Regions from separate parts of the Homo sapiens genome. Here region 1 is linked to region 2. A link is a contact called in ENCODE Hi-C or POLR2A ChIA-PET data. All regions are on one chromosome and are shown on one strand. Each heading gives the region's core, a stretch centred on a gene start or an enhancer-like site at or near the end of the contact. The rest is flanking DNA. Distances are from core to core; before and after follow the strand shown.

Region 1 (6,861 bases), core at 170-2,669, 270 kb after region 2:
GAAGGAAGTGATTAAGCAGGGAAAAGGACACAGGTCTTTTCCTGACTTCTTCCACTTGATAGTTTTGTGACTTTGGGCAAGTGACAAAACAACCCCGTAATATGGGTGATCCTACCTTGTACCTTGCATGTGCCAGGCCCCAGGAGTGAGGCTAGAAGCTGAGAAATGACTCACACCCAGGCCTCTACTGACTCCTCAGGGTCCAAGCCAGACCCCTCCAAGAGGGCCAGCAAGCAGCCAACCCAGTTGCCTCCCCTGAGCCTCAGTTTCTCCAACCAAGGAGCCAGGGTGGGCCTTGATCTATCTCCAGACCACATAGGGGCCTGAGGTCTTTCTTGGGGAAGGGGTTGGCCCAAAGACCGCACTGGCAGAAGTCCCAAGGTGCTGAGGCCCCCATCCAGAACACACTGTCTCTGGGGTACAGGCTGAACATGCCACACGTGCTTCCCCCTCCCTGCCCCTCCTGGCCCTGTGTCTAGCAGCTGAGCAAATGGCGTCTCCTCCCTTCTCCCTGCCCCCTGCCATTCCTGCGCAAAGGGCACGGGGCCTGGCGTGTGGCACTGGCAGCTGGAGCTTTCCATGCTGCCGTCAAGTTTTCCAGAGCACAAAGACAGGAGAGCCAGGAATAACTGGCTGGGCCCCCAGAGGGTCTGGAGGGGATGGGCCTGCCTCAGACCTGCTTTCAGACCCTATGCCAAGGGGTGCAGGCAGAGGGCCAGCTGCCCAGGACCAGGGCTTTGGGAGGCTTCTGTGGCTACTGGGAGCCCATTATCTGGCATGCATTCTGTAGGAATCAGCCCAGGCTCCAGTGTGACCTGGGTCCACTCCTTGTGTGACCTTGGAGAAGTCATTTAACCTCCCTGAGCTTTGTCTCCTGCGGGCCCAGGTGGCAGCTTCTCAGGATCCCAGGGAGTGAAGGGCCCATACTGAGGTTGGCTATGCCCAGAGCTGCTGTTATGATGATCGTTTTTATGGCTGGACAACCCTGGGCCAGTCACAGACCAGCTGGAGGCTCAGCTCAAGCCAAGGCACCTCCAGGGCCCCATACTGGATAAAGCACAACCCCAGAATCCTGGCCAGGGACCACACGGCAGCAAAGCCCCTACCCAAGGGAGCTCAGCCCCTGGTCTTCTGAGCAAGAGGATGGGTACCACTGGGCAGGAAGAGCGAGTGTCTACGCTCTCCAGAGGACACAGGAGCAAGGAGACCAGAGCATTCTCACCAACCAGGCCAGTTCCCCTTCCTCCCCCCTGGGGGGTGCTGGGTGCCGGACACCCCTCCCCAGGGGCTATATTAGCCGTGTGAGTCATGGTGGACCGGCTGGGAGGCGGCAGGCTGGCAGGCACAGTGTAGGGTTACAGTCCATTTATGGGCGCAGCCGAAGGCAGATATCAGTGTCGATGGCATTCGCTCCCAGCTATTCTTAGGAGCCTCTCAAGAGCTCCACGCAGCCCGGCTGGGCAGCAAGGGACAGAACAGGCAAGGCTGGGGGTCAGGGGCAGGGGCAGAGGTGTGGACCGGGCAGGCGGAGTGCCTGAGTGCCCTCTCACTCAACCCTCTCTACCCTTTGTCTGCAGAGGCGGCCGCTGACAGCACCAGCATGTCTTACAGTGTGACCCTGACTGGGCCCGGGCCCTGGGGCTTCCGTCTGCAGGGGGGCAAGGACTTCAACATGCCCCTCACTATCTCCCGGGTGAGTGCACCCTGCCACAGCCTGGCACCCGATGGGGCAGGCACGCTTGGAGGAGGGCATGTGTGTCCGTCTGTCTGTCTGTCCTTTCTGAGCCTCTCAGAAAGCAGAGCATGCCCCATCCCCTGGGACTGGCCTGGTCCTCTGGTCTCAGCCACAGCTGTTTGCTCACTGGAGCGCGCCGGCCTGTTATGCATGTGAGACATCATGAGCAGGTGGTAGGTGTTTTTAGCAGAGAAGAAAATGCTGAGTTTTCAGGCAGGCAGGCAGGCAGGCAGGCAGGTAGCTGGACAGAGAGTACAGCACCTTCCTGATCCCTTTACTGTTAGAGTGGGCTCAGGGTGCCCCCAAGCCTTGAGCATTTCCCTAGATATGGGCAGCTGCTTTGGGAAGGGAGTATTCCCAGCATGGAGAGGGCAGGTGATGGGCAGTTGGATAGATGGACAGACAGACGGTTGACCTTGGCTGCCCAGCTGTCAGAGTGTGGGGCTGGGCTGGACTGAGTACTGGGCACCTGCTCCATCCCAAACTTGAGACACCAAGACCCTGGCTCATGGGGCTGGGCGCTTCTCCCCATTCACCATGGCTGCTTTGTCTGTCTCAGGTCTTGTTCCCCACAAGTGCTGGGGCCTGGTGAGATGGCCCCCTATCCTGCAGTGTCTGTGATGGGGAGCAGCATGGCCTGATGCAGATGACACAGAACATCAGGGGTTGTCTGAGTAACTCTACCGCCTGGCTGGAGACAGCAACACCAGAGAGGCAGAAAGTTAGCCATGCTCCTGAGGAAGCACTCCAGGAGCAGGGACTGATGGGGGAACAGCCCCCAGACCGTAGTAGGCACTCCGTCAGTTTCTGTCAAACAAAGAGACTCCCCAGCAAGGCACTGGTAGACCCAGGGCTGAAGGCCCCAAGGCTCAGGGCGAACTGTGAGGCATACAGGGCAAGGACAACCCTGCCTGGTGGCTGAGCCCCTGACCGTGCTGTTCCGGGCACAAGGCCAGAGGGGGAGGCCCCCAGTCTGTCACTGGAGGGTGGTAGGTAGGCAGGGGTATCTGGGCTACTGCCCACCAGGGGAACAAGGGGACAGTTTCTTCTCTGGGGCCTTAAGGACTTGCCTTGGGCCTGGGGGCTGGAGGAAGGGGTTGGAGGGGAAGCACTGAAGTGGGCAAGGCCTGAAGGGGCTTGGCAGAGGGGCCAGGGAACCTGGGCAGCGGGTCAGGAGCCAATGCCCCCAGTGGAGGAGTAATCTTTTTTTTGTTCCACGGGTACTTGAGGGGACCCCAGAAGTAGAAGCCCCACCCAGGGATGCCGTGAGAGCCTTATAATAGCCATAGAGGCCACATGCTTACAGGAGGGGTGCTGGCCTGGCTCTGGTGCAGGGAACAGGCCCTGACCTCCATCCTTCAGTTGCAGATGTGGCTTGTTCTAACCTGGAGATTCCACCCCTCCAGATCTACTGCCCTGGAGACCACAGGGTCCTGGGCACCCACAGCCTTGCACACTTTGCATGAGGTGGTGACCTGTGAGCATGTGAGCCCCAGTGGATTTCCCACTGCCCTTTCCCACAGCTCCCCACCCCCATGCTTGCAGGACTCCTTCCTGTATAAGGTGGAGCCTCTGTGTGCTCTCTCATGGGCCCTGTGGCCTCCCCTGCCTGGGACTGAGCCCACATCTCCCCCAGCTCCACCATCTCGAGGCCTCCTGCTGGTGCTCCCTGCCCTATCCCTATGGGTGCAAATTGGCCACTGGGCTCAGTGGCACTCAGGATAGCCAATGACCTCACCCAGGGTCTATGTGCCACCTGGCCCCGGCCAGCCAGGGGCTTAAATGGCAGCCCAGAAGCCTTAAGCTAGATAGCAGGAGGAATGTCCTTACTCTGGGGAGGGGGTATGCAGGGATGTGCTGGATCCAATGACTGTGGGGACTTCTAAAAATAGAACCCGAAGCTCGGGCAGGGCACCGGGGGATGGGCATGATATGGCCTCTCGGCTTCCTTTAGGGGCATACCCCAAATCACCTAAGCCGCGGAGCAGGCTGGACTGGGTACTGGAGCCTTCCCCAGGGCTCGGAGCCTCTTGAGAAATTTTGGTGGTAGGCTGCTGATAGCCTGGGCTTGTGTCCTGGTTCAGTGCCGCTGGCAGGGCAGGCCTTGTGGACACAGCCCTGCCATCCCACCAGGGCTGTAGGATTTACTGCCGGGGCTCGCAGGGCCCTTCTGCACCAGGGACATCCCCCTACGGGGGAGGCATGGCCAGAGCTCTCTGGAGGAACCCCACTCCCACCCCAGCCAGGACCTGAGCCTGTGCCATAGGGCACCAGAGGCAAGAGTGTGTGACCCTGTGGGGTGGGCAGGCAGGCGAGGCTGGGATCGTTACCTCGCTTCAGAGCCTGGCAAACTGAGGCTCGAGTCTGCTCACAGGACAGGGATGTCCATGGGTGGATCTCCTGTATCCTGTCACCCCTAACTCCCATGCTGGCTTGCTCACCCCTCTAACTGGGACTAATAGAGAGGCACTGGGGAGGGTCTGTCCCCTCTCAGCTGCAGGTGTGTGCTGCAGCTCCTCCTGGAAGGACACAGGCCACCTGCAGGCTGGGTGGTGGCTCCCGGGGGCTCATGGCAGCAACTTTGGGGCAGCAGCAGCCCCTCAAGGCATCCCTTCATAGGGTCTCTGCTTGCAGACCCACAGAGAAGGGAGTTCAAGAGGGAGACTGGGAAAGGAGGGTGGCGGGGAAATGCCTTTATTTATCCTGGACAGGTGTGGCTGGGCCTGCAACATGAGCTGCCCTTTCACCCCACCCCAGCCAGTTCTCCAGGAAGTGGAGAAGGGGGAGCAGCCCAGAGAGGGAGCAGCTCCAAAGGCCTCTGCCCTGGCAGCTGGCCAGAGGCTGGGGCTGTGGTCTGGGGTCTCACCTCTTCATGCCTCTCATGCCTCCGCCTTGGGGAAGAGGAGTATGCTTTGTTAGGCTCTGCTGCTCTCAGCTGTGTCACCTCAGAAGTCTGTTTACCTGCTCGGCCTCAGTTTTTCTCACCCTTAAAATGGGGATAGCAGGCTGGGCGCGGTGCCTCATGCCTGTAATCCCAGCACTTTGGGAGGCCGAGGGGGCAGACCACTTGAGGTCAGGAGTTTGAGACCAGCCTGGCCAACATGGTGAAACCCTGTCTCCACTAAAAATACAAAAATTAGCCAGGTGTGGTGGTACATGCTTGTGATCCCAGCTACTCAAGAGGCTGAGGCAGGAGAACAGCTTGAACCCAGGAGGCAGAGGTTGCAGTGAGCTGAGATCGCACCACTGCACTCCATTCTGGGGGCAGAGTGAGACTCCATCTTAAAAATAAATAAATAAATAAACAAATAAAATGATGCCTTCCACACCTGTGAGAGCTCTTTCTAACAGGCACTTGTGAAAACTTTCCACCTGTTGTCTACTGGGACTGGTTGTGAGACTGGTGGAGTCGGGGGCTGAGCCTGGGCCCAGGAGGGGCCTGCCTGTCTACTGGAAACCCTCTCTTCCTAGGGTCTCAGCCACCCCGCCTGCAGGCTCACCTGGAGCACCAGCTCAGAGGCCTCTTCTCTGTGGGTTTCGGTTCCAGTATTTATCAGACTCTCCCAGCTGTGGTGGGAACATGCTGAGGACAGAGGGTCTCTGGGGAGAGGAAGGGGGACAGGCTGAGACTATTCTGGGGTAGCTGTGCCGGCAATTCCTGGAATTTCGGGGCCGCTGGAGCACGCAGTGCTGTTTCTTGGGCAGCTCTTAGCAGTGCTGACAGGCCGTGCTGTTTATAGCCGCACTGAAGGTCAGGCAAGCCTCCGAGGGCTTCAGTGGGGCTGGCAGGGGCCTCCCTGCAACATCTATCAACAGGGGAAGATAAACGGCCAGAGGCTCAGAGGCTCACAGCTGGGGAATGCATTCTTAGAGGTCCCCCAGGCCAGGTCCTCCGGGCTGCTCAGAACTGCATCTAACTCTGTGAGGGATCCAAAAGGAGAGGACATGAGGCTGGCTGGGTCCTGGGGAATGAATTGGACCCTTGGAGGCCCCTGGGCCAGGACACCGTGCAAGGGCAGCTGCATAAGCAGCCCCAGGGCTCCGGGCCTACAGATATTGTGGGGTAGCCAGTGTCAGGACTGCAGGGCTGTTTGAGAAAGGCTGGGCCAGGCTCTGCTGGGGGCTAGCTCCCCAATTCCCTGAGTCTCCTTCCCTTTCTGCATGGTCCCCTCTCATCCAGAGGCTGCCCCTGACTGCAAAGACCCTCCTCTACACTGAGCCCTCCCACCCCCAAACACAGCTTTGGCACCCCTTTGGGACCAGGCTCCACCTCTGCCCAGGAACCATCCTTGGACACAAGAATGGGCCTTGCTGGGGGCCCTTGAGAGCCAGTGCCCATGAGGGCATTTTATTGGCCACACCCAAGACCCAAATGGAACTGTGGACCTGGACAGGAGGAAGAGAGGCAGGAGAGACTCAAGAGACACTTGAGGAAAGCCAGGGGAGGTGTGGTCAGCTACAGAGGGGGCAGTGACCCGTGGCTTTGGACACAGAAGGTCATTGATATGCGTGGAATAATGGGGCCAAAGGCAGACGGCTGTGTGTGAGCAGGTGGGAGGCAGCGGCAGTGGGGGCAGGATGTGTGGGTCACTTCTTGGAGGAGTCTGGAGGTGCAGAAAGGAGACATGACAGGAGCCAGTTGGAGCCACCCAGGCAGGCAGGGAGAGGCTTTTTGAGCATTGAGGGGACTCCGGCTTATTTATCGGCCAGGGTGGAGTTGGGGAGTGGGACCATGGGGAGACAGAAGGTTCCAGTGAGAGGGTGAGCATGAGCAAAGCCCCAGGGGAGGCCAGATGGGAAGGCAGCAGAGCAGGACAAGACAGTAATTTAATCATACAATGAAAATGCACTTTGTCCCACCTGCCCCAACCCAGGCAGGCAGCCTGGGAGTGTGGGGAGGGGGAGCTGCTGAAACTTGTACCCTTCCTACTTATCTGCCACCTGCCCCAGCCTCCACCCACCACATCTACACTGGCACATCTAGAAGAGGAGGAAGGCAGGGGCCTGCCTGGTTTGAACACCGGGAGTGAATGATGGCCAGAAACGTCTGCAGAGCCCAGCTGCTCTCTCTGCTGCCAGGGAACTGGGAAAATAGGAGCCAATGGCATGGGTGCGTCTGAAGCCTC
Region 2 (6,936 bases), core at 2,472-4,971:
ATACACTGTTAGTGGGAATATAAACTAGGACAGCCACTATGAACAACAGTATGGAGGCGCTTCAAAAAACTAAAAGTAGAACTACCATATGATCTAGCAATCCCACTGCTGGATATATCCAAAAGACAGGAAATCAGTAAACCTAAGAACTATCTGCACTCCCATGTTTATTACAGCACTGTTCATATTAGTCAAGAAGTGAAATCAACCTAAGAATCCACCAATGAATGAATGGATAAGGAAAATGTGGTATATATACACAAAGAAACATTATTTGGCCATAAAACAGAATAATATCCTTTCATTTGTAGCAACATGGATGGAGCTGGAGTTCATTATGTTGAGTGAAATAAACAGGTACAAAAATACAAATATCACATGTTCTCACTCAAATGTGGGAGCTAAAAAAGTGGATCTTACGGAGGCATGGAGTAGAATGATGCTTACCAGGGCCTGAGAAGGGTAGAAGGGAGAAGAGATAATGAAAAGTTGGTTAGTGAATACAAATATACAGTTAAAAGAAATAAGTTCTAGTGTTTGATAGTACAGTAGGGTGACTATAGTTAACAATAATTGATTATATATTCCAAAATAGCTAGAAGAGAAGAATTGGAATGTTTCCAACACAAAGAAAAATGTTTGAGGTGATATATAATCCAATTACCTGAATTTGATCATTACACATTGTATACATGTATCAAACTATTGGGTGTACCCTCAAAATATATACAACCATCATATATCAATAAAACAAAGTGTCCTTTTTAAAATACATTAAATTTAATCTGAAAAATGGCAGTGGTGGTGAAAACATAACTTTGTGCTTTCTGAATCCCCACATAATTATAGTCAGAGCAACAAGACATTAAAACCAAAACCCGTGGACAACATTGCAACAAAACTAAGTGATAGGTTATCCTGTCACCACAAAATGCAAGTGGGTGGACAACAACCATGACACCTGCACAGCATCAGCATGCGCTGGGGGAAAGCCGAGGGAAGCAACAGGTTACCTGGGCACCTGAGGGCCCTGTTCATCCACAGTGCAGGGGCCGGGTGAGAACCAGCAGTTTGTCTCACTCCAGATCTTACCAGATCTGCGGTAAGATCTGAAGGTCTGTGAATTCTCTCACTGATCTGCGAGGGCTCCCTTCCGGACTGCACCCCACAATGGACAGCAACTGCTGGAAATTGAATCAAAATTAAGCAGGGGCCAGGCATGGTGGCTCATGCCTGTAATCCCAGCAATTTGGGAGGCCAAGGGGGGAGGATTGCTTGAGGCCAGGATTTTGAGACCACTCTTGGCCACATAGTGAGACCCAGTCTCTTTAAACTCGCCCGCAGAGTTCTTTTTTCTTTTTTTTAACAGGATGAGAAAAATAGGAGCTTCAACTCATCTCCAACCAGGGTGAGGCAGGTGAGCAAAGAAAGGTCCTGGCTTGCAGCAAAGAATTTCAGAGCATACTAAACAGTTAAGGGATGCAGAAAATGAGATTTTAATGCAATAATTTTTTAAACAAAATTCAATGCCAAAAAATCCAGGATGAACAAAATATCAACCTTTTAAATAAAGATAGGATATTAATAGTCTTGTACTGAACCATACTGGAGCCTGAGGCCAAAGGAATAATCAGTGATGCTGATCCTGTCTTTATTATAGTGAAACAGTAACACGGTCCATAGCCCTTCTTGAGGATCTACTAAAGCACCAGTCGCAGAGACCAAAATAACTAGAGAAACATCACATTAATGATTGGTGATGATTAACAAATGTATAGTTATTTGTGGAGTGAAGACTAAATGAGGGTTTAAAAAGAGAGATTATGCTATCTAATGGCTTTACCATCTGAGAATGTAGAGTACAAACAAAAATAGGGGGTAGGCTGGGTACAGTGGCTCACGCCTGTAATCCCAGCACTTTGGGAGGCCAAGGAGGGCAGAACACCTGAGTTCAGGGGTTTGAGACCAGCCTAGCCAACATGGTGAAACCCTGTCTCTACTAAAAATACAAAAATTAGCCAGGCATGGTGGCATGTGCCTGTAATCCCAGCTACTCGGGAGACTGAGGCAGGAGAATCGCTTGAACCCAGGAGGCAGAGGTTGCAGTGAGCCAAGATTGTGCCACTGCACTCCAGCCTGGGCAACAGAGCAAGACTCTGTCTCAAAAAAAAAAAAAAAAAAATGGGGGGGATAAAAATAACATATGCAGAAAGAAAAAGTTTTAGGTGTTTTCAGAAATTATAGCTAGTTATGGTATTGATATTGTTATTCTGAACCTGTAAGTATATAAATTGAAATAAAACAAATGACTAATTGGATTCTAATTCAGTTATTCCTGGTGTCCTTAAGAACCAGGATTCCCAGTGTGGAAGAAAAGAAATACAGGTGTAATCAAGAAGTCCTCCACTTAACGTAGTTACATCAGTATAAATTCCCAGTGTATTTTATCATATATGTAATTTACAGCTCCTCCATTGAAAAGACCTAGAAACAAAGATCAACCAAGAAGTGAAGAGGATTCCTAGCACCCCAAACTGGTAAGATGTCTTGTCATTCCAGATAACAAGGAAGTGTTCAAAGGCTACTAGGGTCACATCTAAAGGACCCAAGGATTAACCTGAAGGGCTCCAGCTGCCCAAAGAGGGGACAATTTGTATGTTACTACTGACAGTAACTGCAACGTATTGAAATCCATCTAGCACATTTAAATCCTTGGCATCGTGATGGTATATTTTTTTAACTCTTCATTTTGGGAGGATGACAGGGTAGCAATTCGTCATCTTGAAAACGGATAAATAAATGCAAAGAAACAAGCATTTACCCGCCTTTCCTCTGTGAACGGTTCCACTGGGTAACCAAATAGCAGATGAGGAGAAGAGTCTCTTTATAAAATCAACCCAGATGATAAATGAAAAATAAATTATATAATTAGTATATCACCATTTTCATCCCCCAGTGAATTAATGAATGTAAGCATTGGACATCGTCTCTCCTCAGATCTCAAAAAATAGAGACAACCAGACATTATGTGCCTCCTGACAAAACAGCACTCCACCACCTGGAGTCTCACCAAAAATCTTGAACCTGAGTCTGATCAAGCCTTTGGATCCAGCTGTCAATTTGCAGGAAATGCAGAAAACAGGGAGATGTGTTGAACTGCACCAGGAGAATGCAATCAGTGAAATCCAGACTAGAAATCTCTTCAGATTCTTCCAAGGATACATTGCAAGGAAAAGAAAGTGATGGAGAAAGAAACTACAAATTAAAGAGACTTAAAATATATTAACAAAATGAGCAAGTCTAATTTATAGCCTCTAGAGAGGCGAACTTGGGTGACAACAATTTTTTAAAAACTCGGGTAAGTAATTACTATGAAAGGCAGGAGAGTGGCTACTTTGGGAAGGAGGGAGTCGAGTGAAATCGGGAAGGAGCACGGGTAAGGTATTCTGGGGGAAAGTACTGTTTCTTGGCTTGGGTAGTGGTTACAAAGGTGTTCATTTGATAATAATTCACAAATCTTCACATTTGTGTGGCTTTCTGTGTATTGGCGATTGAATTCAAACTCAGAACTGCTAAGGCCAGCGCCCAAGGCAGCCGACCGCAGAGGCGGGTGGGCAGAGTGGATGAAAAGCAGGCGCTCGGGCCTCCAGGCCTGGCGGGGACAGGAATGTGTTCCGGGCCCCTTGCAGGAGACGCACTGCAGGGGGCGCTGCGGGCACACTGAGACCTCGGAGAGGATCACAGCTCCTGGACCTAGCCCGCGACGCGCCCAGAAGCCTCTATCGCATTCAACTCAGAGCACGACCGCTCGGGAGGAGCGGGCCCATCCAGCCCAGGGGAGGGACCAGGCCGACTTCCGCGCAATGAGCCCTAGGCGGCCGCGCAGCGGTGCAGTGGGCGCGGAGCTGGCAATCAGCGACGACCCGCGGCTGCGGCCCTGCGGGAGCTGCACCATGCGGTCCGGGGCGAGTCGGCTGACACGCGCGCTCACGGCGAGTGGAGCCGGGAATCCAGACCCCAGACGCACGGCCGAGGACCGGCAGAACCCGCTGGATTGGCAGCTCAGGAGCGGGAGGGCGGAGGCGGCGGGCGGGGCCGCTGGAGGCCTGCAATCCCAGCGCATCCCGGGGAAGACCGCCCGCCGGTGTCCGTGTGGCCCCGCGCTCCTGGGGTGGGGCCCGCCTCGTCACCCCGCCCCGTCTGTCTCCTGGTCTCGGCTCGCCGCCGCCTCCGATGAACCTTCTCGGCCTTCCGCCGAGCTCGCCTGAGCGCGCTCCTAACCTGGCTCTGGGCTCCGCCGCTGGTCGCACGGGGATTGTGTCGGCCTCGCCCCCTCCCGCTCCTCCCACACCCTCACCTTCCAGGCGGGGAGGAAGGGCTGCAGCCCCACGGCCGCCGGAACGCCCTCCCGACCCAGGGAGAATCAAGGCCAGGGCTCTCCACCGCCCCTTCCATATCCGGGTCCCCGAGGCGGGCTAGGGTCTGTGGTTTGGGGACAGAAGAGGTCGCGATTGGAGCTGGTGGGCTCCCCTAGGGGAGAGCAGGGAGTTGGAGACGCAGCTCGGCCGAGCTTTCCTTCGCCCACCCACTTTTCGGGTTGGAAGACTGAGGCAGCGGGCATGACTGGGGCCCCGCAGTGCCGGCGCCTCTGGAGGCAGAGAGAGCGCCTGGAAGGCGGCGCCGACGCCGCGGTGCGTCACTCGCCCACCTACTTACCAAAGCAGGTGACACTCGCAAACCCTGGCCCCGCGCCGCCCGCCCCAGGGTGCGGGGGAGAATAAAAAGGGCAGAAGACAGGAGTGGGGCCTAAGGGCGCGCGTGTCCCCCCGACCCCTAGCCTCCTCTCCAGGTGAGCGGCGCGCCCCACCCGGGCCTCCGAGGCCACCGCTGGGTAAAGGGAGCGAAGCCGAGGGGGGCGCCCGTGCTGGCTGGGGTCCGAGACCCGGTTTCCTCCGTGACCCAGCAAGTGTCGAGACGCGCCCAGGGACAGGAGCTGGACTTGGAGTCCACTAGGGGCAATCTCCCGCCCTTCCCGCTGCTCCGTGCCAGGCCCGAGCTTGTCTCGAGCCAGAAGGGCCAGCCTCGGAGGAGGTTACAGCGTCCGGGCGGCCGGACGGGAGCTGACAGCACACCCGTGGCCCTGAGCGGCGACGCGCCCTAGAAAGCCCGTGGGCCCGACCCCGCGGGGGGCCCTCCCCACCCCGCCCGGACGTCCTCCTCACGCCGATCCTTTCCCTCTTTCTTCCCCTTGGACCTCTGTCCTCAACTTTCTTCTGTCCCTTTCCTCGAAGGACACCTCTCCCAGGACTGGGGCCGCGCTCCAGGGCTCCCCCTCCCCCGCCACCCGCGCAGCCCGGCATATGCCTCGACCCAGCACCCGGGCCTCAGAGGAGCTGGGGTGAGGCCTGGGACGTGACAGACTAGGTCCCTGCCCTCTGGGGCTTCCATTCCGTGGGGGAGCAGCAGAAACTGGCGCGTCTACCTTTGCCAGTAGCTAGGAGTGCCATGAGAACAAGGGAAGGGGTGGGAGGGCGTCGCCTACGGAGACGAAGGAAGGCCTCCCGCGCTCATCCGCCTCCGCCTTCGGAGCACTGTGCTTGGTGTCATAACTTTTTACTGAAAAAAAAATTTCAAAGAGAAAATATTCTAAAATAAACAGCAATAAATCAGATGAAGGGGGTCAGCAATACATAAAACGTGGTACAATTTATGGTAGAAAGAGGTAAAATTTTATTTCTATTATCCAATGCCAAAGGACACCCCAAATGGTTCTGAGGATACCTTGGGCAGGTGCCAGATTTGGGGAGGCGAGGGGGAGGGAATCAATGGGACTCCAGTTCAATGACTTCGGTTCTTTACTTAAAAAAAAAAAAGTACTTGATGCGTTGTTGGTGAAACTGAATATATACAAATATATAGATATCTGGTAAGGAGAGCTGAAGACACAAGGAAAAGGCGTTGTCCTGGAGGGGATCCCTGAGAAATGGGGGCGCCTGCCCTGCCCAGAACCCTTTTAAGGAAAGCATATGGGCAAAGCTTCCACAGACTGGGAGGAACAGCAATCAGCAGAGAGCTCAGGTGCTGGCAGGGGCTTCTAAAGAAAGGAGGGAGGGCGGTGGCAGGAGGAGGCGTTCGGTGCAGCAGGAACAGCCTAGGCAGAGGGCACGGGCGGTGGGAATGGCAGCACCATGGCAGGAAATCCGAGGACTAGTCACCACCGCTGAGATGTGTTCTGATGTCCCTGAGTCTCCATCCCTAAGAGACCTGAGAAAGTCGTCCTTCCGTGCAGCCTGGGAGGACTTCATAGAGCGAAGAGCAGAGGCAAAGGCTGGTGCGGAGAGTGACACAGCAGGGTCCAAAGCAGGACAGTTTGCTTGCAGGCTGGGTTGCCTGTAGCCAAAAAGAGACATAACTCTGAGAGGCAGTGAGACTGAATCACGTGGGTCCTTGAATGCCAGGATGAGATGGTCAGACTTCCAAGGGGCGCTGGCAGCTGAGGCGGGGTGATCCAAAGGGCAGGGGCGGTTTTGGAGCTGGGCTGCAGAAAGCCACATTTGTGTCTGGAGAAGGTGATTTTCCTAAAGGCAAGCCAGAGACTGATTTGCCAAGAGCAGGAGACGCCTCGTGCTGCACGATAAGGACCTGAATGTGGTGATGGGGATGGAAAAGCAGAGGTCAATGGGACAGGTGGTATGCAAGCCAGTGCCAGGGGATATGGGTGTGGCTCCTTTAATCACGTGGGGAAGCCCACTCAGTCTGCCTGGAGGAAGGGGGAGTTTCCTTAAGGGCAGAGATGAAGCCCAGCCAGGTCTTACAGAAACGAGGCTGAGAGCTGGGAATCATTAAGATTGGAGAAAGCTCCTCTTTCCATGTATGTGTGTCTCTCCTTTCTGCGACTCTACCCTGTCCTCTGTGGCTCCGGTTTCTGTTCCCTGT

Evidence for each region. A loop is a pair of places that touch in the nucleus more often than their neighbours do. ChIA-PET counts read pairs that join two places held with the same protein, here RNA polymerase II (POLR2A). Pooled maps may share reads with other maps.
Region 1: a map of transverse colon shows a loop between it and region 2 (22-fold over the local background). The contact joins the promoter of LDB3 here to the enhancer-like site in region 2. A Hi-C loop is called at or near these places in 6 of 168 maps with a recorded cell type or tissue (GM12878, OCI-LY7, aorta and 3 more) and 8 of 50 pooled maps. POLR2A ChIA-PET finds 5 or more read pairs at or near these places in 2 of 52 experiments (OCI-LY7 and activated CD4-positive, alpha-beta T cell).

What each region holds. Positions count from the first base shown.
Region 1 is chr10:86,667,092-86,673,952 of GRCh38, forward strand. LDB3 (LIM domain binding 3) reads left to right here and starts at 1,420. Exons shown (of 14, transcript NM_007078.3): 1 at 1,420-1,479; 2 at 1,578-1,693. The coding sequence starts at 1,601. RefSeq lists an enhancer at 1,551-1,600 and a silencer at 6,301-6,489.
Region 2 is chr10:86,396,275-86,403,210 of GRCh38, forward strand. It overlaps LOC124902473 (a long non-coding RNA gene), which reads right to left and starts at 6,914. Exons shown (of 2, transcript XR_007062221.1): 1 at 6,816-6,914; 2 at 5,707-6,390. RefSeq lists enhancers at 3,500-4,493, 3,557-3,606, 3,598-3,892, 3,697-3,746, 4,494-5,487 and 1 more and silencers at 3,897-4,126, 4,137-4,186, 4,877-4,926, 4,997-5,046, 5,167-5,226. Within about 2 kb of position 3,722, at least 21 of the 41 ENCODE cell types and tissues checked have a DNase peak (open chromatin) inside an H3K27ac peak, as active enhancers do; they include OCI-LY7, ascending aorta and transverse colon, where a contact is called at or near this core.